2 separate regions of the Mus musculus genome follow, and region 1 is linked to region 2. Evidence: chromatin loops called from intact Hi-C (ENCODE). Cell type or tissue: left cerebral cortex. All regions are shown on one strand. Each heading gives the region's core, and the rest is flanking DNA. Links, peaks and the distances in the headings are about the cores only. Region 1 holds the start of Apol7a (apolipoprotein L 7a). Region 2 has its middle 25 kb from the start of Txn2.

Region 1 (14,900 bases), core at 3,941-8,940, 500 kb after region 2:
TGTTTTACATAGACACAAGCCATCTCTCACACACTGTTGACCTCTGCTCTTACAGGGAGAGAGCAGTGGCCCTCCACAAAGCTCTGAGGGAACTGACAGCGCTCTTGGCCATAGCAGACAGAGGCAGACTTCAAAAAGGTCTGAAAGGCAGGGAGAAGTTTTTGAAAGTCTTTCCTCGCTTGAAAGCAGAGCTGGTGGAGCATATCAGTCAGCTCCATGCCCTGGCTGACCACGCTGAGAAACTACACAGGGGCTGCACCATCTCCAACGTGGTGGCTGACTCCTTCAGTGCTGCCTCTGACATCCTGAGCCTCCTTGGTCTCTTTCTGGCACCTGTGACAGCAGAGGGAAGTCTGGTGCTCTCAGCAACTGGCTTGGGGCTGGGGGTAGCAGCTACTGTGACTGATGTTGCTACCTCAATCGTGGAGGAAACAAGCAGGGTTTTGGATGAAGTTGAAGCTGCTCCGACTGGCACTCATGTGCTGGGGGAGGCTGGCACAAGTGTGGATAGGATTGCCAGCAAGGTCCCTCAGGCTACCAGAGACATCACTAGAGACCTGGAAGCCCTTGAGCAGCACATGAATGCCCTCAGGCTGGTTAGAGCCAACCCTCGTTTAGAAGAAGATGCCAGGATCCTGGCCACCACAGGAAGCATCTCTGCCCAACGGGCTATGCAGGTGCGGGCCAGTCTGAAAGGAACCCCTCTGGCAATGAGCAATGAAGCCCGGATCCAACGTGCCACCGCCGCAGGTGCCGCCCTCTGGAGTGATGTGGACAGCCTTGTCAAAGAGTCAAAGCATCTGTACGAAGGGTCTGCGTCAGAGTCGGCTGAAGCACTGAGGAAGCTGGCTCGAGAGCTGGAGGAGAAGCTAGAGGGGCTCATGGAATTCTACAAGACGATCTGATCAGGCCCCAGTCAGTCACCCCATCCCCAAGACAGGCAGAGGTCAGGGGAGAGGACCTGGACAGAGGAGAGCAAGACTGCAGTCAGGTCCGAGGGACCGAGTGTGCAGGCCTGCTGCTGAACACAGCACAATCAGGTGAGACCCCCTGGTGCCTGAGACGAGAGACTAAAGGATGTGCTGCTGTGAGAGGGACTGGAAAGATTGAACTCTGGACTAAACACGGAAGAAGCCAGTTAAGAGAAGGACTAGAAAGCCCTCCCCAGCTGAGCTACTGCAAACAAGACCCCACAAAAGGCAAACCAGAGAGAAAGGTGTGTGCTCTGTAAACACATCATGAGCCCCATCCCTGTGCTTTAGAGCCTGTGCTTCTCCCCAGCTCCCCAGCCCACGCCCATCCTCAGGCATGTCATTGTCCCCTAAATAAACCGTTTCTGTTGTTCCTCACCTTGTGTCTGACTCGGTTCTTTGTCCTGGGGCATGAGAACCTGGAAACATCAACAGGGGTCCTTGAGACTCTCAGATGGCCTGTATCCACTGGCAGCCAGCCTGGGGCCTTTACAGTTGCACCAGATGCGGTACTGTCCCCTCCCATGGAAGCTCTAGGACACCATGGCAAAGCTCCCTCAGGAGGCTCCATGTCTGTGTGGATGGGCCCTCCTCCCCTCCCACCTTTCACCTCAGTGTTTTGTTCCTGTGGATTATGGAGCCCGGATGGACAGTGTGCCTGAACCCCTCCTCCACCCCTGGGGCAGTGACTGAAAAACACAAGAACTGACAGCAAGGCCCAAGTGTAGGGTCGGAGCCAGCTGCTCATCACCACTGTCAACACAGAAACACAAATCTCAGCTCAAAGGGGCTAAGACAGAACTTATCCTGGAGCCAATCGGGAGTGATCACAGACCCGGAAGGCAGATTTAGGTTATCCCGAAGTCTGTGTTCCAACTAACCATTTCATGGTCCTTTTGTAGTAAGGGAACAAGGCATATTATCAATCAGAGCCCTTTTCTGACACACTTGTGGAGACATCAGAGACAGTTACAGCCAAGCAGAGGTAAATTCCAGCTACAGGCCTCAGATGGCAGCTGATGACATTGTTAGCTTGCGGGCTGGTGAACCTAGGGGTCTGATAAGTTAATACATCACAAAGAAATAAAAGAAGATGGAAAGCTAGGATCAGGAATTTTGCATGAGCATATAAATCAAGTCAGCACGTTTATTAAGACAAGTATCTTGCATACAGTTTGCGGGACAAATGAATGACATCAAGAGAAGCTAATAAATTAATGTGATACAAAGGAATCACCGGATATTTAAATGCACAATAGACCAAAAACAGAAACACTGGGACTGAAAGCCACAGTCCTTAGCAGGGACATCCAAAACCCTGACCCAGGGCCATTATATGCTTGCCAAAAGAAGTTCCTGGTTTCACACATGGAGACATATTTCTTCTGTGTAGATTGATCAGGGTCTCTGAAAAGCCCAAGAATGTCCTTCCCCACACAACCAACCTCTCATAAATGACTAATTTTTCAATTAATGTTATTGTACGGTAACATTTCAGAGGAGTGGGTGATACATTTTGTTTTATATAAAGAAGTAACACTATTAAACATAATTAAAATATTATGACACACACACAAAGTTAATAGATCACAAAAGATTTTTATCTGTTAGTCTCTGGATGTTAAGGTCAATGCAGAGGTAGCAAGGAACGGCTATTCAGGGCAATAAAGATGATCAGAAACAACGGTAATTAGGCTCTTGATCTGCAACACTCCAACCTCTCCAGTCATTGACGTTCTAATCAGCTTGTGAGCCTCTTTGGAAGCTCAGTAGGGCATCCCTTCTGGAAACTGTTATCTGCACCATCCACATTTGTTCCTGAACTCTGAGTCAAGGTCTCTGCACCAAGGAGCCAGGTGAGGGCACGGGCAATGGCTTGTGTATGGAAGAGGGACCAGGCCTGGGAGAGCCGGGAAGTGATTCACAGGGTCCCACAGTCAGTGCAGCTGAGACCACAGAGGTGCATCCAGCAATGAGAGGTCACTGCTCTGACTCCAATGAGGGCTCTACTGAGCATGGTGCCAGAGTGGGATGTCCTCTGGGTCCTCATCTGCTCATCAGGGCTGACTCTCACTTGCCTTTATGGGCTGAGATATCAGCCCAGAGCTTACCTCTGCTTGCAATTCTGGTGCACACCTGGAACAGAACATACTGCTGAGGACCACTGTGTTCCATCTACCTCAGCCAGAAAAGATTCTCCCATAACTAGATAATTCTGCCCATGCTCACAGCCGCTCTAAAATGGAAGGGCTCTTAGGCATTGGCCCAGGTCACAGGTTCAGCAGCCTAGAGATGAATTTGCATCTGGTCATAACCCTGAATCTGGTTAGGTTTTCCCTTCCTCATCCCCAAGCAAAAGAAAGTGCAGGAAACCCCATGGGACCACCAAGGAGTTCAACTTAGTTCCAGACTGATCATGTATTGCTAGAGAACCTCGGAGGGAATGTGGCTGTTCTGGGTGCCCTCTGGGGATGGAGGATTTGAAGACTATAAATGGGGTGAAAAATAGCATGGTGGTACTCGTGACCTTGTGAGACTCCAGGAACCCAGAGCTTGGACCAATTCTCTCATTGAGTTTGTGTCTGTATGCCAGGTTCCACGGGGGAAACTGAGGCCCAGAAAAGACTGAAGGAAGCTAAGTAGGTGGATATCAAGCCTTCACCCCTGACCTTAGAGAGCCTCTCTTCAGTCTGTGGGGCTGTAGAAGGGAGGCAGAGGGTGTTCTGAGAGTCTGAGTGGGAACGACTGTCAGTGTGGGGACAGGAAGGAGGGGCACAGTCCTGTGAACAGAGCTGTGGTATGTTTGAAAGAACAAATGGCAGGCTGGAGAGATGGCTCAGTGGTTAAGAACACTGACTGCTCTTCTAGAGGTCCTGAGTTCAAATTCCAGCAACCACATGGTGGCTCACAAGCATCTGTAATGAGAATTGGTGCCCTTCTCTGGTCTGTGAAAACAGCTACAGTGTACCTATGTATAGTAAATAACTAAATCTAAAAAAAAAAAAAAAAACAAGGAAGGAAGAAGGAAGGAAGAAAAGAAAGAAAGAAAGAAAGAAAGAAAGAAAGAAAGAAAGAAAGAAAGAAAGAAAGAAAGAAAGAAAGAAAGAAAGAAAGAAAGAAAGAAAGGCATAGTCCAGGTAGGTGCTACCTATGTGCCTGTACAAGAAAAGAATATTCTAGAAACTTTGGACTACTGGAAAATAACATTTTCCCCTTTAAAGTCAAAACCAGAGCTGTGGCATTATGTACTGTCATTTTCCTCTTGGAATATCCCTTTACCCTCTGATAAATAAAGTTCAGCCTGGCTGCCCTGCTCATCACTAGGAGATGTCTGCTCTCTTCAGCTGTCACACGCATGCCAGAGTCCAAGGGAAACTAGGTCCCAGGAAACCTGAGCTCATCTCTGATCCTGGAGGTGCCCAGAGGGAAGAAGCCAGGCCACTCATTCTGGATCCCACAACTATGGAGGACTTGGAGTATAGATCGTGGAAATAATTTTTTTTCACATCTGTTTTTTTTAATTGGGTATTTATTTCATTTACATTTCCAATGCTATCCCAAAAGTCCCCCACACGCTCCCCCACCCACTCCCCAACCCACCCACTCCCATTTCTTGGCCCTGTCGTTCCCCTGTACTGAGGCATATAAAGTTTGCATGACCAATGGGCCTCTCTTTCCACTGATGGCCAACTAGGCCATCTTCTGATACATATGCAGCTAAAGTCAAGAGCTCTGGGGGTACTGATTAGTTCATATTGTTGTTCCACCTATAGGGTTGCAGACCCCTTTAGCTCCTTGGGTACTTTCTCTAGCTCCTCCATTGGGGGCCCTGTGATCCATCCAATAGCTGACTGTGAGCATCCACTTCTGTGTTTGCTAGGCCCTGGCATAGTCTCAGAAGAGACAGCTATATATGGGTCCTTTCAACAAAATCTTGCTAGTGTATGCAATGGTGTCAGCGTTTGGAAGCTGATTATGGGATGGATCCCCAGATATGGCAGTCTCTAGATGGTCCATCCTTTTGTCACAGCTCCAAACTTTGTCTCTGTAACTCCTTCCATGGGTGTTTTGTTCCCAATTCTAAGAAGGGGCAAAGTGTCCACACTTTGGTCTTCGTTGTTCTTGAGTTTCATGCATTTAGCAAATTGTATCTTATATCTTGGGTATCCTAAGTTTCTGGGCTAATATCCACTTATCAGTGAGTACATATTGTGTGAGTTCCTTTGTGATTGGGTTACCTCACTCAGGATGATGCCCTCTAGGTCCATCCATTTGCCTAGGAATTTCATAAATTTATTCTTTTTAATAGCTGAGTAGTATTCCATTGTATAAATGTACCACATTTTCTGTATCCATTCCTCTGTTGAGGGGCATCTGGGTTCTTTCCAGCTTCTGGCTATTATAAATAAGGCTGCTATGAACATAGAAGAGCATGTGTCCTTCTTACCGGTTGGAACATCTTCTGGATATATGCCCAGGAGAGGTATTTCGGGATCCTCCAGTAGTACTATGTCCAATTTTCTGAGGAACCGCCAGACTGATTTCCAGAGTGGTTGTACAAGCTTGCAATTCCACCAACAATGGAGGAGTGTTCCTCTTTCTTCACATCCTCGCCAGCATCTGCTGTCACCTGAATTTTTGATCTTAGCCATTCTGACTGGTGTGAGGTGGAATCTCAGGGTTGTTTTGATTTGCATTTCCCTGATGATTAAGGATGTTGAACATTTTTTCAGGTGCTTCTCAGCCATTCGGTATTCCTTGAACCAGTTTAAACAACATGCTAACACAGTGAACCTATACGCAGGCACGCACACAGTTCCCGATCACACTTAGCTCCATACAGCTGTGTATTTCAAAGTTCATTACACACATTTCCAAAAGTTTTTGTGTCCTAACAGTTTTTGCCTCTAGGTGGCGCAGCACCCATGTGTGCTGTGGACTCTGTTTCGGTGCTATGATGGCTGTTAGGACAGACCAACTGAGAAGGTAAGGCCAGCCTCTAATCTGGGCCACACCTGCTGGAAGCTTACATAAAGACTGGAAGAAGGAAGCTTTTGCTCTTGCCGGCTTGCCGCACCTCACTAGCAAGTCCGTTTCTACAATGGCACTAGGATTCCAGAGTGTACTAAAAACCAGCTGAGACATCCAGCCCTGTGGACTGAGCAGCTACGGGAGTCTCCAACCTGCCATGCGTAGACAGCCTTTGTTGGACTAGCTAAACCAGAGTCTGTGAGTCATTCTAATTCATGAATCTATATTAACTCTATATACAGAGATTCTATATACAGAGAGAGGCGCCTTCTGTAAGCTCTGTTGCTCTAGAGAACCCTGATGAGGACAGATGGTCAGTTCCCCCTACCCCACTCTGGCCTTACAAGCGAGCTAGTCTGAGCTTCGCCTCAGACCCCTGCACAAGGTTTCCTCTGCTCACTCTGCTGCCTGCTTGAGATATGGATGTGTGGCCCCACCTGGGCATCCGACAGGCCTGGCAGGGTGTTGTGACTGTCCTATAAAACTCCACATCCTGCAACCTGACAGCTACAGCAGAGATGTGCCCCAAGAGCAGGATCAATAGACATCTTCCCAACATGTAAATTCTTTGGCCACTGGGTGAGCTTTAAAGTGCATCTTTGTATTTATATGATTTTCTTTTTTTTACTGATGAGATGACTCCACCCCTGTCCCCTAAAGTCCCAAGTCCCTGTTAGCAGCATTGAACAGGAGTCTGGGCCTCAGGAGCTGACTTTGGTTTCCCTTTGGGGAGGGGACTTCAGAACACATGCCATGTCTCAGACTCTGACCTGTTCTTCCGTTTCTTAAAAGATTCTCTTCCTATCATCTTTTGACTTCATGTGAGTATGGGAAAGCTTGAGCGAGGGGGTGGGGGTCGGGGGACACGGCTGCTATCCTGGCACTTGGGTGGTGCAGGCCTAAGATTAGGAGTTCAAGATTCTCTCAACCTACACAGTGCGTGTGAGGCCAGACGAGGCTACATGGACACTTGGAGAGCTTTGGCAAGAAAAGGGAGTTATGGGTTAGAAGGGTGGAGAGTGGTTCTGAGACTGAGTCACCACTGTCTTCAGCTCTCACCATAGCAACACGTACATTCATTCTCCGTTTAGTCAGGTCCCAGGAGGAGGGGCTGGCGCCTTTTCCCTATACTGCTAACCGCAGTTTCTTTCCTTCTTCCTTAGCTCCCAAGGCAATCTCAGTGCAGTTTCTGTTTCTGTTTTTATGAGGTCCACCCCTCTGCAAAATCACCTGATCACTGGTGAGAACAAGGAGTGAACACTCTCACACACGGCCTGTGTTTAGATGTGAACGTCCTTTAACCCAGTTATCTACTTATACAAATAGCATAAGGTTAATCTCAAATGCAGGCACTGACAGGAATGAGGACATTCTCTGCATTAGTATTTACATATGATAAGGTCCAGGAGTCATGGAGACAAGCAGGAGTCCAGGGCAGCCCACGGCCCGGCAGGGACCAGGCAGGACTCCAGGGTCTGATGGGACAAGGATATCACAGAAGCAAGGAGGGTGTGGTCCCTGGGAAGCCACAGGTGACCCCAGTGAATTTGCTAAGCTGAGAACCTGGTACTTGGCACAAGGCAGCGCTGTGGATACAGAAGAGCCGTTTATAGCACACACACTACACCACACACGTGTGATACAAACAGGAGGGAATGTGCTGTATTTTTAGACAGTGGAGCTTGCTCATCTGAAAGTGGGACATGGATTAGAAAGTCCCAGGTTCAAGGCCTCACTCTGTCAACACGGAATAGTCACTCACGTCAGCTAAATGTAAGGACTTCATTACCTGAGAGTAAGGAGCCCAGAGCATCACTGAGGGTAAGCATGGTGGCTTGACTAGGAAAGGCTACCGTGGGCTAATATATTTGATGCTTGGTCATTAGGGTGTGGAGATACTTGGGAGGAATTAGGAAGGGTGGACTTGGTGGAGATTGTCGTTAGAGGTGGGCTTTGAGCTTTCAAAAGCCCAGGCCAGGTCCAGTGTCTCTCTCTTCCTGCTGCCTGTGGAGCTGGATTGCAACTCTCAACTTCCCTAACACCCTGTCTGCCTCCAGGCCGCCATGTTCCCCGCCATGACAATAAATGGACTAAACCTCTGAAGCTGTAAGCAAGCCTCAGTTAAATGCTTTCTTTTTGTTTGTTTGTTGTTTTGTTTTGTTTTGTTTTGTTTTTCAAAACAGGGTTTCTCTGTGTAGCCCTGGCTGTCCTGGAACTCACTCTGTAGACCAGGCTGGCCTCGAACTCAGAAATCCGCCTGTACCTGCCTCCCAAGTGCCGGGATTAAAGGCGTGCGCAATCACGCAGGCTTAAAGCCTTGTCCTGGTCGTGGTATCTCTTCCCAACAATGAATATACAAAGTAACCATTAATAAATACACAGTTTCCTCCTGCAGATGCCTACTAAAACATTCTTCTCCATCTCTCTTTTTGTGTGCAGAGTCAGTCCTTTGTCCTAAACTGAAGCCTTCTCCAGTGTCCCCAACAGGACAGGGGTCCTCTGACTTGACTGGGGAAGAAGGCAGCGAGGCTGAAGCCACAGATCAACTTCATTAAACAACAGTGACAGAGCTCTTCTTCTCCTTCTCTTCTTTCTCTGAGAACATGCCCATTCTCTCTTTCTCTTCCAGCCCCATTACATGGCAATTCTCCTGGTCTCAATCCTCCAGGCCAGTGAACTAGCCCAAGGGAGGCTTCATAATAAGACAAAGCCCAGGGAAACAGAAAACTGTAGGTTCTTTTGTTCCTTGGGAGCCACCCTTGCGAGAACTGTGGGTCCCTAATCACTAAGCTGTGGGAATTGCTTTTTTCTCCTGTAGCCTGGTCACCTGGTGAGCTGTAAGGAACAGCTAGCTGTCAAGTCCTCTGCCTGACACCTAGACCTGGCAGCTGCCATGGACACCCCAGGTAAGCGGTCTTGTGCCCAACTCCTGCATATGACCTACGACTGCCAGAGCCTGTGTGCTGAGTGCCTGCTGGGGAGTCAAAGATACAGATGAAGCCTGTGGTGGCGCACGCCTTTAATCCCAGCACTTGGGAGGCCAGAGGCAGGCGGATTTCTGAGTTCGAGGCCAGCCTGATCTACAAAGTGAGTTCCAGGACAGCCAGGGCTATACAGAGAAACCCTGTCTCAAAAACACACACACACACACACACACACACACACACAAAAAAAAGATACAGATGAGAAGCCCAAGGGGAGCACAAAGTTTCCCAGTCCTAGGTCACAGTGGCTCTCCTTCCTCGCTTTGTCTTCTGTAAATTCCCAGGAGTCGCCTCCTCAATACCCAGCCTGAAAAATGGCAGCCAGGAGGAGAAAGAGGGAAGGAGGGAGCCAAATTACAGGCAGACAGCTCTACTCCTCTCAAGGTGGCTTCCTATCAGCTGAGCCTGGGGCCCAGTCCTTGAGGAGGCCGCCTACCCGTCTCCAGCCTGAGCCATTCTTCAGTCTTAAATGGGGCCTTCAATATGGGAATGGTCAGTTTTTAATCCTAAGTTTCAACAGCACTGGATTAATAAATGTCTAGGAGTTCAGTAGCCCTGAGCTGGGAGGTTGGGAGGGAGCTTCTCCATCTAATCAGAGCATAAATGCTTGCGCTAATGAGAGGTTCACAGACTGAGTGGAGGCACCATGGCAAGTGGGCCCTGCTGGACTCATGAATGCACTGGGGGTGTCTCTGAGGTTGATGGGTGTGATGGAACTCATTCTGATAGGAAGCCTGGCCTCAAACTCACAGAGACCCCCCCGCTCCAGCCTCTCAACTGCTGGATTAAAAGCATGCACTACTATGCCAGGCTCCTTTCATGTTTAAAATTCTTCTGTTGGTTCTATAGATCATTCATTCATTCATTCATTCATTCATTCATTCAACCAAACATTCAGAGTTTCTAAAGATTTATTTATTTGTTTGTTTGTTTGTTTGTTTGTTTGTTTGTTTGTTTATTGTATGTGTACACGGTCTCTGTCTTCAGACACACCAGAAGAGGGCATTTGATCCCATTACAGATGTTTGTGAGCGACTGTGTGGTTGCTGGGATTTGAATTCAGGACATCCAGGAGAGCAGTCAGTGCTCTTAACTACTGAGCCAACTCTCCAGCTCTTGTTCAGGACCTGCTCATTCTGGCCCCGCTCCCTGTAGCTGTACAACCCAGAAGAGGGCATCAGATCTCATTATGGATGGTTGTGACCCACCATAGGTTGTGAGCCACCATGTGGTTGCTGGGAAATTAACTCAGGACCTTCAGAAGAGCAGTCAGTGCTCTTAACTCCCCATTAATTGTTTCTAAAGCTGGTGTTACTTGCCTTTATCATTGTTGTGACTAATAAGAATAGATTTATTATGCTTACAATGTTGTGTGATTTGGTAATTCCAGGGATGCAAAAAGGCAGGAGGAAAAGTTATCAGTTCACATCCTGGCAGACATAAAGCAGAAACAAAGCAGTGACAAAAACAGAAAAACAAGACATTGGCCATCAACCCAAGAGGAGACACACCCTCAGCGTACCAGACTCCAGCAGGGCCCACTTGCCATGGTGCCTCCACTCAGTCTGTGAGCCTCTCATTAGCTCAGGCTTTACGCTCTGATTAGATGGAGAAGCCCCCTCACAGCCCCCAGATAAGGGCTACTGAACTCCTAGGTATTTATTAATCCAGTGCTGTTGAAACTCGGGATTAAAAACTGACCATTCCTGCGTTGAAGGTCACATTTGGGGCTGGAGAATGGCTTAGTGGTTAAGGGCACTTGCTGCTCCTGCAGAGGACCTGGGTTCAGTTCCCAACACCCACATCAGGCTCGCAGTCTGTAAACTGCAACTACATGGGATCCAATGGCCTCCATAGGCACCAGGCACACACATGGTGCGCACACATAAACGCAGGCAAACATTCATATATACAAAATAAAAATAAAGAGAAAGATGTGAATCCACATTCAAGAGCCAACATGAGGCACACAGTAAAAGAAAGCCATCACTAGGACTTCCCTCTTCCTGGGGCTGACGGACTCATGTCCTCATTGTTCTCAGCTGAAAGAGACACAAATCCCTGCAAAGTACCAGGACACCTCCCAGGTGCATTAGTCTCCTCAGGATGTCATCGAAAAGGTCACTGGGCAGGTGGCTTATCAAGAAAAGATCTCTTCTCTCAGTGCTCTGGACTCTTGACACTCACAACCAAAGTGCAGCAGGTTGGCCCTGGACAGCACTCTCTTCCTGCTTGGCAGAGAGTTCCCATGTCCTGTCTGTGTGCCTGGACAGAGGGACGGGGGCAGAGAAAGAGAAAACAGACAGGAGGAAGAAAGAGAAGGAGGGAAAAGGGAGGGCAGTTTCTTCCTGTTTCTGTAAGGGTGCTAACAGGAGCTCACACACACCCTCACTTAATTTCAATATTATGTGTCCTTAATGATTCTGTCTCTAAATAGAGTGACCAGGGTTAGAGCTTTTACAAATGAGTTTAAGGACACACTCAGTCCCTATCACTAGTGACACCATTAAAATACTCCATGTGACAAGGGCTCAGACAAGCAATTACCCAGCATGCCCCTGACCCATTCAAACTCTTGTGCACTGTCCTCTAACCATATACACTTCCTTCTCATCTAGACAGAGAATGCTTTGTTGAGAGTGTGGTTAACTACCTCCTGGACACATGGAGCACAGAGGACCTGCGGCTCCTGCTGACAGAAGAAGAAACCTGGAAACACTTTGTGGCAGAAGTTGATTTGTCCAGGTCACCTCCCCGAGGGATGCCTGCAGTACCAGGGTTCAGGCCTGGTTGGCTTGTTCTGGGCAGGAATACTCTCCCCAGACAGACCAAGTAGTTAGGGTTGAAGGTGTCTCTTCTCAGCAAATATTTCCCTCACCATATTCTCTACCAGGAAAGAGCCTCTGCCTGGGGGGAGATGGCAGCAGCCACAGGGAACAAAACTATCCCTGCCTTTGGCATTCCTGTGACCACAGGAAGTTAGTTCCTTACCTTCTTCTTTATTTGGTTACTGTTGACTGGCATTGTGAAAAGCCCAACATATGTCCCAACATATGTCCAGTAGTAGACAGCCTGCACTCAGTAGGTGTTCATCAAAAGTTAGCTTTTAAAGTCTCTCTCTCTCTCTCTCTCTCTCTCTCTCTCTCTCTCTCTCTCTCTCTGTGTGTGTGTGTGTGTGTGTGTGTGTGTGTGTGTGTGTGTGTACATATACATGTGCATGTGTGGTTTTTGCATGTGGGTGAGTTTATTTTATAAGCAGTCTTCCTGTATCAGTCACTCTCTCCTATTACAGGGAAGAGGAAGCTGCCTTGCAGGAATCTCTTGCTGAGATCTTTGCAGATCCTGATGGAGAAGATGAAGATGAGCTCCAAAATGACCTTCAGGACAAGAACGAGAGGTACTCAGCCAAAGACCCAATGAAGCCCTTTTCTCTCTAGATAGGAAGGGGGGCGGGGAAACATGAATAGAGGACCATGCACAGGATATTGAATATTCAGGGACAAGCTGATTAAGTATGTGCCTGAACACCTGCCACAGGGCCTATTTCAATGATGTCACTAGTGTTAGGGACTAAGTTGTATCCCTAAACTCATTGGTAAAAGCCCTAACCCTGGGGATGGTGTTTGGAGATGGAGGATTTAAGGACACACAGTATTGAAATTAAGTGAGGGTGTGTGAGCTCCCTAACCCATAGCACAGTCAAGTTTATAGTAAATCAAGGCCAAGAGGACACGAGATCCCTACAGCTGTGAGCCACTAAGTGTAGGGTCTGGGACCTGAACTCACTTGGTCTGCAAGAGAACCATGCATCTGAATAAAGAAACTCTCTCTCCAGCCCATTACAATAACAAGTGCCTTTACTAACCTGGAACTCATCACTGTGACCAGATTGGCTGACAAGAGAGCATGAGGACCCTCCTAACCTTGCATCCCCAAGCAGGGATGACAGGCCCAGGCCCTGAACCTGGCTTTCCTATGTGGCCTCTGGAAGACTGAACTCGGGTCCTCCTGTTTGTATGACAAACACTGCACCAACTTAGCCACATCCTCAGGTCCCTTTTAAGGTTTTTTTTTTGGGGGGGGGGGGGGCAGGTTGGTTGGTTGGTTGGTTGGTTTTTCGAAATAGGGTTTCTCTGTGCAGTCCTGGCTGTCCTGGAACTCACTCTGTACACCAGGCTGGCCTCGAACTCAGAAATCTGCCTGCCTCCCAGCACTGCCCGGCTCCTTCAAAGGCTTTAAGCAGAATCTTCTGTTGTCCTCAGGACACAGTGCCTCATGGTCAAGGTCACATGGAGTGTCTCACACCAAGAAAGCGCCCATGGGAAAGAACAGTTAATCTGATAGACGTTACCACAGGCAGGAAGGCACTGTCCAGGACGGCTGCTCTAAGACAAAGACACAACAAGTCTGTCAGTTCCTTCAGCTGGAGACTCACAGCAGATGAGCTGAGTGACAGGCAGTAGAGAGCAGAGAGTAGGGGCATTGTGAGGCTGACCTCATGGGACTCCTCCTGAGGAAAGCCAAGGCCAAACCCACCAATGCTGGACATGGGAACCTGATGGAGGTTAAGCATGAAAGGTCGCGTGCTCGCCAACCTGACTTAGGATTCTGCCAAGTCTGTGCAGGGCAAGCACAAGGTGCACAGGAAGAGCATAGAAAGCCAAGGTCCATCCATACTGGGAACAGTTTACAGGACTTAAAGTTTTCTCAAGGAACAGAAATGTTGCCAACCTAACTTCAGTGTCTAGAAGTTTGCTGGGCCTTCATCAAATACACCGTTCCCATGAGTGACTGGGGTCTCCCTCCCTCCTGGAAGACTGTGCCTTCAGTGTCCCCTTCCTCTGGGGTCAGAGGTGACTGCAAAATCCCCACCACACCTCACCTTTCTCAGGCTGAGAATTCTTTAATCGAAGGGCTTAGCAACCTGTGTGTTTTGAATTCTCAATTCCCTGTTACTTAAACTCTTACAGAGGCACAGTGATATGCCTTGGGGATAGGAGCCCATGTGAATAGGGACACCACACATGTGAATGGGGATTCACCACATGTGAATGTGGAATCCACTCATGTTTCTTTACCTTCACTCACAACTGGAAGGAAAATCTATGCGCTGTGGTTTGAGTGGACAAATCTTAGCTGTGAGTTGTCCCAACAGCTCAGGAGTACACACCACTGCAGTACAAAAAAAGACCTCAAGCTTCAAAGAGGGTCCTATGTACGTTTCTCTCTTAGGGATGTGCAACTTGCAGAGTCTCACAGCACGAGGCTCCAGGCAGACATGGACACTCCTGGCCAGCAGGACAATGTAGGGCAGACAGGACATGTCCCAGCAGCTGTGGCCAGGAGACTGCTGTTCTTGAGGAAAGTGAACCCTTCAGTGAACACTAACGTTCCCTAAATAAAAGGATTATTTTGTTTTCTCTAACTTCTCTCTTTTTGTATAGAGTTCCTAGGGAGAAGTGTTTTGGTAGTGATGACATTGACCCTGAGGGAAAGGCTCCCTTATTAAATGTCTAGCAATAAAAGGGTGTGCTGGCAGACGCCACAGGCTGGGCACTGATGACTGAGTCCATCAGTGCCCAGCCCCCTCATGATGGCTCAAGACTGTTGAAATTCCAGTTCCAGGAGTCTGATGCCTTCCGTCTTCTGCCCTCTACGGGTCTCAGGAATGAATATGGTACCCAGACAAACATGCAGATGAAGCACCCATACACATAAGATAAATTAAAAGGACAGGGCTAGAGAAATTGCTCAGTGGTTAAGAACACTGACTGCTCTTCCAGAGGTCCTGAGTTCAAATCCCAGCAACCACATGGTGGCTCACAGCCATCTGTAATGGGATCAGATGCCCTCTTCTGGTGTATCTAAAGACCATGAGAGTGTACTCATACAGATAAAATAAATAAAAACATAA
Region 2 (14,900 bases), core at 5,571-10,570:
TCTCCCTGCTCCATGCCTAGCCCAGGCTACTGGTCTTCCATTGGACTTTGCGTCCTCCCTGATCTCTGACACAGCCTCCTCTGCCCTGAACTCCAGCAGCCCCGGAGAGCCAGAGGTGACCTCACCCCTGGAGAATGCTTAGTGGAATTCACCCTGAGTCCTTAATTTGCCACACCTCCCCCCAGCTCTGATTGCCTTCTGTTGACACCCAGCAGGAGTGTCTGGGAGGTGGGTCAGGGCCCTACCTGCAGCCAGTCTACTGGGTAAACACAGCTAAGTGGTTGTCTCCTCTGGCCCACTGCCTTCCTCCACCTCCTATGGGTCTCTTGATGCCCACAGGGCCAAGCTTCACTTCTGTATCTTAACATACCCATCTGAGCTCACAGCTTCTGTTCCTGTTTCATACATGCAGAGACCCTGACCCAGGGAAGTGGTGTGGTGTGTGAGTGACTCCCTGGGCTTCCTGCTGCAAATTAGAAAACGCTAGCACTAGAAAAATGGCACAATGATAGTGCACCTCTTTAATCCCAGGACTTGGGAGGCAGAGAGAGGCAGGAGAATCTCTGAGTTTGAAGCCAGCTAGCCTACAAAGTTCCAGGAGAGCCAGGGCTCCATAGAGAAACCCTGTCTTGAAAAATCAAAAAAGGGTCAGGCAGTAGTGGTGCACGCCTTTAATTCCAGCACTTGGGAGGCAGAGGTAGGTGGATTTCTGAGTTTGAGGCCAGCCTGGTTACAGAGTGAGTTCCAAGACAGCCAGGGCTACACAGAGAAACCCTGTCTCAAAAAAAAAAAAAAAAAAAAAAAAAGAAAAGAAAAGAAAAGAAAGAAAAAGAAAAGAAAAATCAAAAAAGAAAAAAAGAAAGAAGGAAAGGAAAAGGAAGAAAGGAGGAAGAGAGAGGGAGGGAGGAAGAAACCATGCTCCCAGGAGAAATGGGAACCAACTGGGGTCCTACCCAAGAAGGCAGGCTGGATGGTACCTCAAAGTCCCATTCCCCTGCTCCCAACTTACCCCCTCCCTCACTACCAGTGGTCCATCTCTGAAAGGAGCTGGACCCCTCCTCCTGATTGGCAATTGACCTGAGCAGGTTGTTGCTGCGTTAGAATGGTAGCACATGTGCGGTTAGCTATACAGTAAACCCCTGGGAAAGGCTCTGTCCTCCTGGGTATGAGGCATACGTCATCCTGTGTCACTATGGCTAAACCCCACACACAGGGCACGAGGCAGGCTGGAGGGACAGAGTGTTTGCTTCAGGAGCAGCCTCAGTTGCTTCTGAGGTCTGTGTCCTTGGCCAGTATATGACTGCTTTCTTGCTATGACTTCATGTGGATATTTCCCCCCTGTGCATAGGTACACCTCTATTGCTTTTTTTTTTTTTTTTTTTTTTAAAAGCATTTCTTTTTCATTTTTGTGTTTTGTTTTGGGTTTTTTGTTTTGTATTTTTAAAAATTAGATTTATTTATTCTATGTATGTGAATACACTGTAGCTGTCTTCAAACATACCAGAAGAGGGCGTCAGATCCCTTTACAGATGGTTGTGAGCCACCATGTGGTTGCTGGGAATTGAACTCAGGACCTCTGGAGGAGCAGTCAGTGCTCTTAACCACTGAGCCATCTCTCCAGCCCCTTGTATTTGTTCTTAAACAGGATCTGACTATGCGGCTGTCCTGGAACTTGCTTTGTGGCAGGTCTTTAACTCACAGAGATCTTCCTGCCTCGATTTCCCAAGTATTAGAATTAATGGCATGCATAAGCTTGCTTGCTCTCTCTCTCTCTCTCTCTCTCTCTCTTCTTTCTTTCTTTTTTTCTAGATTTGTCTAGATTTGTTTGTTTATTTACTTACTCTGTGGGGGGGGGGGGATGCAGCAGAGGACATTAGTTAAGCCCTGTTGGCATCAGGACCTCCCAAATTTATGACATCACATAGGTGACAATGGGACCTGGGACCTGCAGATTGGTTGCTAAGGCAACAGGCACCATATTCCCAGCATCTGCTTGGCTCACCTCCCACCTTTACCGGTGTTACATAAATTTCTAAATTTCTATATAAAGAGAACAAGCCCGGCAGTGGTGGTGCACGCCTTTAATCCCAGCACTTGGGAGGCACAGACAGGCAGATTTCTGAGTTCGAGGCCAGCCTGGTCTACAGAGTGAGTTCCAGGACAGCCAGGGCTTCACAGAGAAACCCTGTCTTGAAAAAAAAAAGAGAGAGAGAGAGAAAACACCCCTTCCTCACTCCCCCCCCCCCCCGTCTTCTCTTTCTGCTGCCACCTTCTCTCTCTTCCCCAATAAAACCTCTTCCACATGGAACTGCCTTGGCCTAGTGTGCTGTTGAGACACCATCCGCCATTCTAACACATCATCCCCTCTATCATCTAATACTTTCTCCATGGAGGTGTGTCTCTTTGAATCTGTGGCTTCCAATCTCTGGGCTATCCTGGAAGTCAGCAACCCCTAGTGACTGATCTCCCTGACTCTGACCCACCTGAGGCTGGGGTTACAGGCCTGTGTTGGACACCCAGCTTAGTGCATGGATGCTGGGATCAGGACTCTGGTCCTCATGATGGCGAGCCGCTCCTACCTACTAAGAGAACACCAGTATCCTCTTCTGGCTTTTTGAGACCAGTCTCATGAGCCTGAGCTAGCCTCAAACTTGTGGTAATCCTCCTGCCTCTACCTCAGGAGTGCTGAGATTACAGGTACTGAGGAGCCACTCCACACCGTCCTTGTTTTATTTGCTGACACAGTCACATTGTGTAGCCCAGGCCTGGCCTGCAATCATCATGATCCCACTGCCTCTGAGTGCTAGGGTTATAAGTGAGTGCCACACGCCTGCCAGGCCAGATTTCTTCTTCCAAGGACCTGGGCCAGAAACAGATCAAGGCCATCTTAATAGCCTCATTTTAGTATAATTGCTTCTACAAAGGACCTGTCTATAGTCCAGTCAGTTCTAAAGTACTGCAGGACAGGGCTTCAACTAATGAACTTGAAGGGAACACAGTCCCACTTCTGGCTCGAGTTACATGGTTTAACAATAAAGGCTCCCAACCCAGGAGCCCAGCCTTTTCTAACACCCTTCATGTGGCAAATTGCTCACGTAAGTCAGGAGGTTGGTCCTGTGACCAGTTAACCTTTATGCCGAAAACAAAAAACCTGCAGATAACCAGGCTTTGCACTCGTGTAGCCCCAGAGAACATAGCTAGGAAGGGCCAGAGGAGGGTTTCGATCCAACCTTCTGACACTGACCTGACACTATGGCTCTCCTGAGCCCTAATGTCACTAACCAGCGACAACTCAATGGCCTCACCTCAGCCCAGAGCAGTGGTTCTTCAGGCCTGCAGCCACCCCACCCCTCAGTGTGTCTGTCCTTCTCCGAGGGAAGTCAATTAATTGGTCAGCCCAGGTCACACTTCTGACCTTGGCTCTCTTGTGGGATATTCAGGTATTTTTCAGTTAATTGCTTTTCCACTATAAACAAGGTCAAAACAAACATGCCCCGACATAGCTTTTAGATTTTTATAGACCAGGATTTCCAGGGTAAAGGGAGCCTGTTATTGCCCTCAGAGTGTGGAAGGAGTGCCTCTAAGCTGAAACCAGAGGAGCTGGCTTCAGCCTGCACCTCTCACCTGCCAGTTTACTTTGGGGGAGGGGAGGGCAAGCAAAAAGAATGTCCTCCAGTGTGGCTCAGCTTGTCACATAGCCTTTTTTTTTTCCCCAGTCCCCTCTACCTATGCCTTAGAAAGCTCCAGGCTCTGATCCTGGGAGCCGGAGTCCCAGTGCTCTGCCCAGGTTGGGGTCTGGGAGAAAGCTCAGAAGGTTCATTTTCAAGATGTCAATGATACTGACCCTGGACACCTTGGACTGTACCAGTGCCAGGTCAGTCCCTAGGCCACCAGCCTCATTGAGTAGACTGCTTGCACCTGTACCCTAAGCACCTGTCATATCATGTCCCTTCTCTGCCCAGGGCCAGGCATTGAGGGGACACAGGGATCAATCCAGGTGATATATCTCCCTGGACCCCTGAGGCATTGTGCTGGGGAAGGAAACCCCAAGGATTTGACCAGGAGAGAGATTGGAAACCCAGAGAAGTGGCAGCCTTGCCTGGTTTATCCAAACTAGAGGGAGATGCCGGGATGTGGCATCTGAGCTCCTTCCTCAAACTCTAGGGTTGTTCTTCATTGACCTGGTCAGCGATGTTGAAGGAAAGGATTACCACAAGTTTCAGACGAGCTCAGGCTCAAATGAGCCAGGTCTCAAAAAAGCCAGACGAGGGTACTGGAGTTCCCTTAGTGGTTAGGACTGGCTCGCCATCATGAGGACCAGTCCTTTCCACTGCCACGTCCAGCCCAAGGACTCAGCCATGACTGTCCATTCAGTGCTGCATTGGCCTGACCTGAGAGAACGCCACACAGCCCAGAACTAACTGGAAGGTGGTCACAGGTGGAGGACTGTGCCTAGTAACCACGGTGTTAGACCAGCACTTGGCCCGACCACTGACCACAAGTTATCAGGCCCTGAGCCTCCTCCTCAGCAAAGGAAGTAGGGACTCTGTAGGGCTGGGCGTAGCCCTCCCTGCCTAAGCCTCTGTGGGCTGTAGGGACAAGCAGAGGCCAGCCTGACCCGGAGAATGTAGCAGGCCGGCAGCAGCTGGGGAAGGCTAGGATCTGTGCAGTGAGCTGACCTTCCCTACCCACTCAGCGGAGCCTGACCTCCCAGCTCCTCTCTAGAGGCTGCATTTCCCAGCACTCGGCCGCCCCAGATGACTGGTCACGACCTTCCGGGCAGGAGGCCCTCGGACACCAACTCCTACTTAACATCAGACAGAGCAGGCCCAGGCTCAGCCAGGGTTGAGGTGTGGGGTTGGGTCAGCTCAGTGACTGAGTCAAGAAGAACTTCTCAAAAAATTCCAACGGACCACCAGCTTGCCAAGCAGGGGCTAACCGGCCCCGGGGAAGACACATAGTATGTCTACAACGCAAATGCTTGATCAGAAAGGTGAGCTGGTGGGTAGAAAAGTCAGGAAGAGGATACTGAGGGATGAGTGAGCAAGGCTGCGTGCAAGAGAATAGCAGCCTGTGGGGAGGGCAGCAGTACACAGACTGGAAACAGGGAACATCACGTGCAACCAGAAGCGGCAAGTTTCAAGGGTCTGTAGCATGTTGGCACGTGCCTCCAGTCTAGCACTCTGGAAGTAGAGACATGTAGGTCTCTTAGGAGTTCCAGACAAGCCTGGTCTACACAGGACAGCCAGAGCTACATAGTGAGACCCTGTCTCAAAAGGAAAACAAAAAGAGCCAGAGCCAGGGAGAGTGATGGTCTACGCCTATAATCTCTGAGTTCGAAGCCAGCCTGGTCTGTAGAGCTCTAGGACAGCCAGAGCTAAAAAAAAAAAAAAAAAAAAAAAGACGCTTAGGCCTGTATCCTGAGCTAAGAGATGTGAAGGATGTGAAGGACTTAAGAGTTGAGGCAGCAGAGAGTCGAATCAAACAGAGATCTGGATTGTTACGAAGCAGGGGAAGGTTTGAATGGAGATGGCAATAAAGTGACCAGTAGGTAGTCTCGGGGTGAACTTCCCTTGTGATTGGCGCGCCGAAAAGGATTAAATTAACCACACACTTCGGATGGAGCAAGGTCCTGGGCTCAATCTAAGGTTAGAGACTTCTTTGCGCCCTTAGAGAAAGTCTGTCCCGGTATACGGCAGACTGGGTTAGGGACAGTTCTCTCTGACTGTGGAGATTAGCTCTCTCCTGCCCTAGCTACCTAGTGAGCTCCTCGGCTGCTGCGAAATGAAGGTTAAATCGAAAAGCCAGCCAGCACCTTACTTAGCCTAGCCTGAAGAAGACAGGCACCGGATTTCTGTGCAGATTGAGCCCCAGGGGTGGGCTCGGCATGGGGGCGGAACCAGCAGGGTGGGATGCCCTGCCCTTTAGCGCAGCGCCTGCCCAAATAAGGCGAGCGGCCCGACCGCGCTCCTTCCCAAGGCCCCGCCTCCACCACAACTTGCTGGGAAGTGCAGCAAAATCCTGTCTCACTAAGGACTGTAAGAGCCTGGGGAAGCACGCTGGGCATCTGCCAGCATGTCCCCGGTACAGGACCTGAAAACCAGAACTAGCAGTGGGCCAGAGTGGGCTTAGTAGATGCTGGGGGTTACCTGAGAGCCTGGGGCCGGTGCAAAGAGCATTCTGTATGGCTGACCTGCAGAACTTCTGCCAGTGGCGTTGAACTCGCCTCTTTATTTCGTATTTGTATGGATGGCTGTTTTAACAGTTGTGAGCCATCATCATATGGATGCTGGGAACTGAACTCGGGTCCTCTGCAAGAGCAGCCAGTGCTCTTAATCGCTGAGCCATCTCTCCAGACCCGGGCTCCATTATTTCTCATATCTCAACCGCTCCTAAATAAGGTCGAGGAGAAAGACTAATAAGGCTAGGTTAAGTACAGCTCTTATTAGTAATCTCTCCTTTTAAGAAAAGAAGTCTCAAACTGGAAACCTTGGGACAGGAGATGGAGATAGGTCCGTTTGTGATGTAGCGTTTCTTTTTTGTTGGTTTGAGAAAGGGGCTCAGTATCTGCAGCCCAGCCTTGGATATACTATGTAGGAGTTCTGAATCGCTGATTGTTTCCACCTCCTAAGTACTGGAGATACAGGTAGCTTGTCTCTGGTTCTCCGGCTCCTCCGCCTACCCCCCACCCCCGCGCGGGCCTCTTCTCCCCTCCCCCAACACACACAGGAGAGTAAAGAGGAGGAAGAGGAAGCCCAGAACACAGTGCACACCGGCAAGCTTGCTGATGACCTTCAGGCTTGCTATGTGCACCTCCTGTGTCTACAAGCCATCACACCTGCTGAGAGAGCAAACCATCGGGCACCTCGTCCCTCTCCATCCATGGCAAGGAGGGAAGAGCGCCTGGAACCTGGCTGTGCCTCCGTGGGGCACACCTGCTACATACAGATGCTGGCACATCAGCACACTCCCTCTCAGCTGCCTCTAGACCTCTGGGTATGACAGCCTTGCTTCTCACTGCCCACCTGGTCCCAGGGCACCCAGAATCTGAGGGATTCTGAAAGCTAGGAATCTGACTCCCCTGAGTCTTGTGCCATTGATGTACTCCCACGGCCCCAGGACCTGCAGGAGAAAAGCCATGCTCTTCCCAGGGCATGCCTGCCATCTTTGGCATGCCAGGCCCAGGCCCCTCTGCTGCACTGTTTTAAACTGTATGGATTTTTTTTTTATTGTGTGTGACAACTTTCCATCATATGGATCCTGAGGAGTCATATGAAGGCTTCAAAGTCCTAAACCACTGAGTTATCTCTCCAACCTGTCTGCTGCATCCAGTACACTTTCCTCCTAGGCGAACCCTTTGCAGTTTCTTCACCTGACACATTTTGAAAGCGCTAGAGGACCACCCAAGAACTCTTAAGCATACAGTCAGGAGGCATAGTCCAGTGAAGGAGTCCAGGCCTTCGTGAAGGTTACAGGAGAGTGAGACTTAGAAACAGAAAATAGCGAAGCTGGTGAACCCTCCATTGTAGGACTCTTACCTCCACATGCACAGAATCCCTGGATTCAGTCCCCACCACACACCTACGCACACACATGCAGTGGCATGAACAGTAAGGGTACATACAACCAAAGTTAAGAGGTGGAGGCAGGAGGATTACCAAAGAGTCATTCTGGGCTATGTAATGAAGACCAGGCTATCTAGGACTACTGACAAGACCTGCTTGAAAACAAACAAACAAACAAACAAACAAACAAAAAGGCAGCCAGTCCCCTCCCATAGCTTCAATCAATTTGATCTCTTCCTGGATCTCTACATCAGAGCCAGCCAGCTCCACCTCCTGTCAGATCCTGCCCTGGACCAGCTAATTATATAGGGGAGCCTGCAATATAACAGATTGCCTTGCTTGGGGACATTTGGTAGGCCTCCCTGGGTGAAGAAAAGGGTGCTCTCAGGCTGAGAGGAGGATTTTGAAACAAACAGGCATAAATGTGTGCAGCTGTGTGGGCCCCACGTGAGCAGGAAGATCAGGCGTCAGGAAGGAGGAAGGAGGGCTGCAGCCAAGTGGAAAGGCCTCTCAAGCAGGCTCCCTTTGTCCTGTGGATCCAAGGCAGTGACTGTTCAGGGCTTTGACCGTGACCAGGAATAAGAAACACATTGCCTCACAACCTGGCACAGGCCATAACATTAAAACGAGTTTCATCAGTTCACGCCTACTGCCCCAGTGCATGCTGGGCTTTTCTGTCCTACCACCATCATGATTAACTAACTGGAGGGGCCAGTGAGAGGGATCAGCAGGTAGGGACCAAGCGTCAGGCCTCATGATCATCCCCTGGACCCACACGGTAAAAGAAGAGAGATGACTCCTAAGAGCTGTCTTCTGACCTCCCTATGTGCGCTGTTGCACGCGAATGCACACCCATTTGCAAAACAAATACATAATCTTTTTTTTTTTTTTTTTAGATAAAAAACAGGCTTTTGGAGCTGGAAAATGTAGCTCTCAGCTGGAAGAGGGCCAAGCATGCACCAAGCCATGGGTTCAATCCCCAGCACTGCGTAAACCGGTTATGGTGATATATGCCTGGAACCCTAGCACTCAGAGATGGAGGCAGGAGGATCAGAAATGTAAGGTCATCTTTGGCTACATAAGTCAGAGAGTCTAGCTTAGGCTAAATAAAATCCTGCCTTTAAAGTATATAGAATAACTTACTTGATTCAAGTGTGGTGACATGTGTCTCTAAGTCCTGTATTGTGAGGATGAGGCAAAGGGATTGCTTCAAGTTCGAGGTCAGCCTGAGGTATATAGTGAGTTCAGGATAGCCTTGGCTAAGAAATAAGACTTGAACATTCAGGAGGCAGAGGCTCCTGTGAGTTTGAGGCCAGCCTGGGCTACATAGTGAAACCCTGTCTCAAAAAAAAAAAAAAAAAAAAAAAAAATCTAGTCTCAAGTCTGAGATTTCCACCTCTTAGTGGCTATGAGACCCCACTTGGTTCATCCAGTCTTTTCTCTTGGGTTCTTAGGAGGTGGCCCTTCACCCACACCTATTTTTCCCACCAGTCTCTGTGGGAAGCCGCCCCCACATTCGCCGTCACAAGATGGCGCTGACATCCTGTGTTCTAAGTTGGTAAACAAATAATCTGCGCATGAGCCAAGGGTATTTACGACTACTTGTACTCTGTTTTTCCCGTGAACGTCAGCTCGGCCATGGGCTGCAGCCAATCAGGGAGTGATGCGCCCTAGGCAATGGTTGTTCTCTTTAAAATAGAAGGGGTTTCGTTTTTCTCGCTCTCTTGCTTCGCTCTCTCTTGCTTCTTACACTCTGGCCCCCAAAAAGATGTAAGCAATAAAGCTTTGCCGTAGAAGATTCTGGTTGTTGTGTTCTTCCTGGCCGGTCGTGAGAACGCGACGAATAACAATTGGTGCCGAAACCCGGGACGAGAAAATCCGGGACGAGAAAAAACTCCGGACTGGCGCAGGAGGGATACTTCATTCCAGAACCAGAACTGCGAATCAAGGTTATAAGGTTCCCGTAACACAGACTGTTGAGAAGGATTCAACTGCCGAATTCAGAACTCATCAGCTGGGGAACGACGGTGATAAAGGTTCCCGTAAAGCAGACTGTTAAGAAGGATTCAACTGTATGAATTCAGAACTTTTCAGCTGGGGAACGAGAGTACCAGTGAGTATGTTTGGCCTTGAATTTTTTCTGGTGTTAGGAGCCCTTTTGTTCTTTTTCACATGCTATCAAGTGATTAAGATAGGGCTGAAAATTCTAGAGGAAATTCAGGACAATCTATCAGAAGTAAAGCGGGGAGAGAGAGTAGGAACAAAGAGGAAGTATGGTACACAAAATAAGTATACAGGCCTTTCCAAGGGTCTTGAACCCGAGGAAAAGTTAAGGTTAGGTAGGAATACCTGGAGAGAGATTAGAAGAAAAAGAGGAAAAAGGGAGAAGAAAAAAGATCGATTAGCGGAGGTCTCTAGGAGATACTCGTCACTAGATGAGCTCAGGAAGCCAGCTCTTAGTAGCTCTGAAGCAAGTGAAGAATCCTCCTCTGAGGAAACAGACTGGGAGGAAGAAGCAGCCCATTACCAGCCAGCTAATTGGTCAAGAAAAAAGCCAAAAGCGGCTGGCGAAAGTCAGCGTACTGTTCAACCTCCCGGCAGTCGGTTTCAAGGTCCGCCCTATGCGGAGCCCCCGCCCTGCGTAGTGCGTCAGCAATGCGCAGAGGGGCAATGCGCAGAGAGGTGCGCAGAGAGGCAGTGCGCAGAGAGGTGCGCAGAGAGGCAGTGCGCAGAGAGGCAGTGCGCAGACTCATTCATTCCCCGAGAGGAACAAAAGAAAATACAACAGGCATTTCCAGTCTTTGAAGGAGCCGAGGGTGGGCGTGTCCACGCTCCGGTAGAATACGTACAGATTAAGGAAATTGCCGAGTCGGTTCGTAAATACGGAACCAATGCTAATTTTACCTTGGCGCAGTTAGACAGGCTCGCTGGTATGGCACTAACGCCTGCTGATTGGCAGACGGTTGTAAAAGCCGCTCTACCTAGTATGGGCAAATATATGGAATGGAAAGCGCTTTGGCACGAAGCTGCACAGGCGCAGGCCCGAGCAAACGCAGCTGCTTTGACTCCAGAGCAGAGAGATTGGACTTTTGACTTGTTAACGGGTCAGGGAGCTTATTCTGCTGATCAGACAAACTACCATTGGGGAGCTTATGCCCAGATTTCTTCCACGGCTATTAGGGCCTGGAAGGCGCTCTCTCGAGCAGGTGAAACCACTGGTCAGTTAACAAAGATAATCCAGGGACCTCAGGAATCTTTCTCAGATTTTGTGGCCAGAATGACAGAGGCAGCAGAGCGTATTTTTGGAGAGTCAGAGCAAGCTGCGCCTCTCATAGAACAGCTAATCTACGAGCAAGCCACAAAGGAGTGCCGAGCGGCCATAGCCCCAAGAAAGAACAAAGGCTTACAAGACTGGCTCAGGGTCTGTCGAGAGCTTGGGGGACCTCTCAGCAATGCAGGTTTAGCGGCTGCCATCCTTCAATCTCAGAACCGCTCCATGGGCAGAAATAATCAGAGGACATGTTTTAATTGCGGAAAGCCTGGGCATTTTAAGAAAGATTGCAGAGCTCCAGATAAACAGGGAGGGACTCTCACTCTTTGCTCTAAGTGTGGCAAGGGTTATCATAGAGCTGACCAGTGTCGCTCTGTGAGGGATATAAAGGGCAGAATTCTTCCCCCACCTGATAGTCAATCAACTGATGTGCCAAAAAACGGGTCATCGGGCCCTCGGTCCCAGGGCCCTCAAAGATATGGGAACCGGTTTGTCAGGACCCAGGAAGCAGTCAGAGAGGCGACCCAGGAAGACCCACAAGGGTGGACCTGCGTGCCGCCTCCGACTTCCTATTAATGCCTCAAATGAGTATTCAGCCGGTGCCGGTGGAGCCTATACCATCCTTGCCCCCGGGAACCATGGGCCTTATTCTCGGCCGAGGTTCACTCACCTTGCAGGGCTTAGTAGTCCACCCTGGAATTATGGATTGTCAACATTCCCCTGAAATACAGGTCCTGTGCTCAAGCCCTAAAGGCGTTTTTTCTATTAGTAAAGGAGATAGGATAGCTCAGCTGCTGCTCCTCCCTGATAATACCAGGGAGAAATCTGCAGGACCTGAGATAAAGAAAATGGGCTCCTCAGGAAATGATTCTGCCTATTTGGTTGTATCTTTAAATGATAGACCTAAGCTCCGCCTTAAGATTAATGGAAAAGAGTTTGAAGGCATCCTTGATACCGGAGCAGATAAAAGTATAATTTCTACACATTGGTGGCCCAAAGCATGGCCCACCACAGAGTCATCTCATTCATTACAGGGCCTAGGATATCAATCATGTCCCACTATAAGCTCCGTTGCCTTGACGTGGGAATCCTCTGAAGGGCAGCAAGGGAAATTCATACCTTATGTGCTCCCACTCCCGGTTAACCTCTGGGGAAGGGATATTATGCAGCATTTGGGCCTTATTTTGTCCAATGAAAACACCCCATCAGGAGGGTATTCAGCTAAAGCAAAAAATATCATGGCAAAGATGGGTTATAAAGAAGGAAAAGGGTTAGGACATCAAGAACAGGGAAGGATAGAGCCCATCACACCTAATGGAAACCAAGACAGACAGGGTCTGGGTTTTCCTTAGCGGCCATTGGGGCAGCACGACCCATACCATGGAAAACAGGGGACCCAGTGTGGGTTCCTCAATGGCACCTATCCTCTGAAAAACTAGAAGCTGTGATTCAACTGGTAGAGGAACAATTAAAACTAGGCCATATTGAACCCTCTACCTCACCTTGGAATACTCCAATTTTTGTAATTAAGAAAAAGTCAGGAAAGTGGAGACTGCTCCATGACCTCAGAGCCATTAATGAGCAAATGAACTTATTTGGCCCAGTACAGAGGGGTCTCCCTGTACTTTCCGCCTTACCACGTGGCTGGAATTTAATCATTATAGATATTAAAGATTGTTTCTTTTCTATACCTTTGTGTCCAAGGGATAGGCCCAGATTTGCCTTTACCATCCCCTCTATTAATCACATGGAACCTGATAAGAGGTATCAATGGAAGGTCTTACCACAGGGAATGTCCAATAGTCCTACTATGTGTCAACTTTATGTACAAGAAGCTCTTTTGCCAGTGAGGGAACAATTCCCCTCTTTAATTTTGCTCCTTTACATGGATGACATCCTCCTGTGCCATAAAGACCTTACCATGCTACAAAAGGCATATCCTTATCTACTTAAAACTTTAAGTCAGTGGGGTCTACAGATAGCCACAGAAAAGGTCCAAATTTCTGATACAGGACAATTCTTGGGCTCTGTGGTGTCCCCAGATAAGATTGTGCCCCAAAAGGTAGAGATAAGAAGAGATCACCTCCATACCTTAAATGATTTTCAAAAGCTGTTGGGAGATATTAATTGGCTCAGACCTTTTTTAAAGATTCCTTCCGCTGAGTTAAGGCCTTTGTTTAGTATTTTAGAAGGAGATCCTCATATCTCCTCCCCTAGGACTCTTACTCTAGCTGCTAACCAGGCCTTACAAAAGGTAGAAAAGGCCTTACAGAATGCACAATTACAACGTATTGAGGATTCGCAGCCTTTCAGTTTGTGTGTCTTTAAGACAGCACAATTGCCAACTGCAGTTTTGTGGCAGAATGGGCCATTGTTGTGGATCCATCCAAACGTATCCCCAGCTAAAATAATAGATTGGTATCCTGATGCAATTGCACAGCTTGCCCTTAAAGGCCTAAAAGCAGCAATCACCCACTTTGGGCAAAGTCCATATCTTTTAATTGTACCTTATACCGCTGCACAGGTTCAAACCTTGGCAGCCGCATCTAATGATTGGGCAGTTTTAGTTACCTCCTTTTCAGGAAAAATAGATAACCATTATCCAAAACATCCAATCTTACAGTTTGCCCAAAATCAATCTGTTGTGTTTCCACAAATAACAGTAAGAAACCCACTTAAAAATGGGATTGTGGTATATACTGATGGATCAAAAACTGGCATAGGTGCCTATGTGGCTAATGGTAAAGTGGTATCCAAACAATATAATGAAAATTCACCTCAAGTGGTAGAATGTTTAGTGGTCTTAGAAGTTTTAAAAACCTTTTTAGAACCCCTTAATATTGTGTCAGATTCCTGTTATGTGGTAAATGCAGTAAATCTTTTAGAAGTGGCTGGAGTGATTAAGCCTTCCAGTAGAGTTGCCAATATTTTTCAGCAGATACAATTAGTTTTGTTATCTAGAAGATCTCCTGTTTATATTACTCATGTTAGAGCCCATTCAGGCCTACCTGGCCCCATGGCTCTGGGAAATGATTTGGCAGATAAGGCCACTAAAGTGGTGGCTGCTGCCCTATCATCCCCGGTAGAGGCTGCAAGAAATTTTCATAACAATTTTCATGTGACGGCTGAAACATTACGCAGTCGTTTCTCCTTGACAAGAAAAGAAGCCCGTGACATTGTTACTCAATGTCAAAGCTGCTGTGAGTTCTTGCCAGTTCCTCATGTGGGAATTAACCCACGCGGTATTCGACCTCTACAGGTCTGGCAAATGGATGTTACACATGTTTCTTCCTTTGGAAAACTTCAATATCTCCATGTGTCCATTGACACATGTTCTGGCATCATGTTTGCTTCTCCGTTAACTGGAGAAAAAGCCTCACATGTGATTCAACATTGTCTTGAGGCATGGAGTGCTTGGGGGAAACCCAGACTCCTTAAGACTGATAATGGACCAGCTTATACGTCTCAAAAATTTCAACAGTTCTGCCGTCAGATGGACGTAACCCACCTGACTGGACTTCCATACAACCCTCAAGGACAGGGTATTGTTGAGCGTGCGCATCGCACCCTCAAAGCCTATCTTATAAAACAGAAGAGGGGAACTTTTGAGGAGACTGTACCCCGAGCACCAAGAGTGTCGGTGTCTTTGGCACTCTTTACACTCAATTTTTTAAATATTGATGCTCATGGCCATACTGCGGCTGAACGTCATTGTTCAGAGCCAGATAGGCCCAATGAGATGGTTAAATGGAAAAATGTCCTTGATAATAAATGGTATGGCCCGGATCCTATCTTGATAAGATCCAGGGGAGCTATCTGTGTTTTCCCACAGAATGAAGACAACCCATTTTGGGTACCGGAAAGACTCACCCGAAAAATCCAGACTGACCAAGGGAATACTAATGTCCCTCGTCTTGGTGATGTCCAGGGCGTCAATAATAAAGAGAGAGCAGCGTTGGGGGATAATGTCGACATTTCCACTCCCAATGACGGTGATGTATAATGCTCAAGTATTCTCCTGCTTTTTTACCACTAACTGGGAACTGGGTTTGGCCTTAATTCAG

Evidence for each region. Peaks named below come from ENCODE experiments on the same cell type or tissue, not always from the same donor. Only the 100,000 strongest peaks of a DNase experiment are listed, where the experiment ranks them.
Region 1: a loop joins it to region 2, with 12 times the contacts of the local background. A loop is called at or near these places in 5 of 42 quality-filtered maps.

The regions. Positions count from the first base shown.
Region 1 is chr15:77,390,238-77,405,137 of GRCm38, reverse strand. It overlaps Apol7a (apolipoprotein L 7a), which reads left to right and starts at 6,028. Exons shown (of 5, transcript NM_001164640.1): 1 at 6,028-6,200; 2 at 8,821-8,908; 3 at 11,605-11,731; 4 at 12,279-12,383. The coding sequence starts at 8,896. Apol9a (apolipoprotein L 9a) reads left to right here. Exons shown (of 3, transcript NM_001162883.1): 3 at 56-1,349. The coding sequence ends at 905. In left cerebral cortex, for the core only: a CTCF peak has its summit at 5,878 (motif pointing right); DNase peaks (open chromatin) are centred at 5,948, 6,118, 7,113 and 7,550.
Region 2 is chr15:77,896,518-77,911,417 of GRCm38, reverse strand. No RefSeq gene overlaps it. Among named protein-coding and RNA genes, the nearest start is that of Txn2, 25 kb to the left of the region's middle. In left cerebral cortex, for the core only: no CTCF peak of the experiment used is centred there; DNase peaks (open chromatin) are centred at 5,957 and 8,011; H3K4me3 peaks cover 376 bases; H3K27ac peaks cover 224 bases.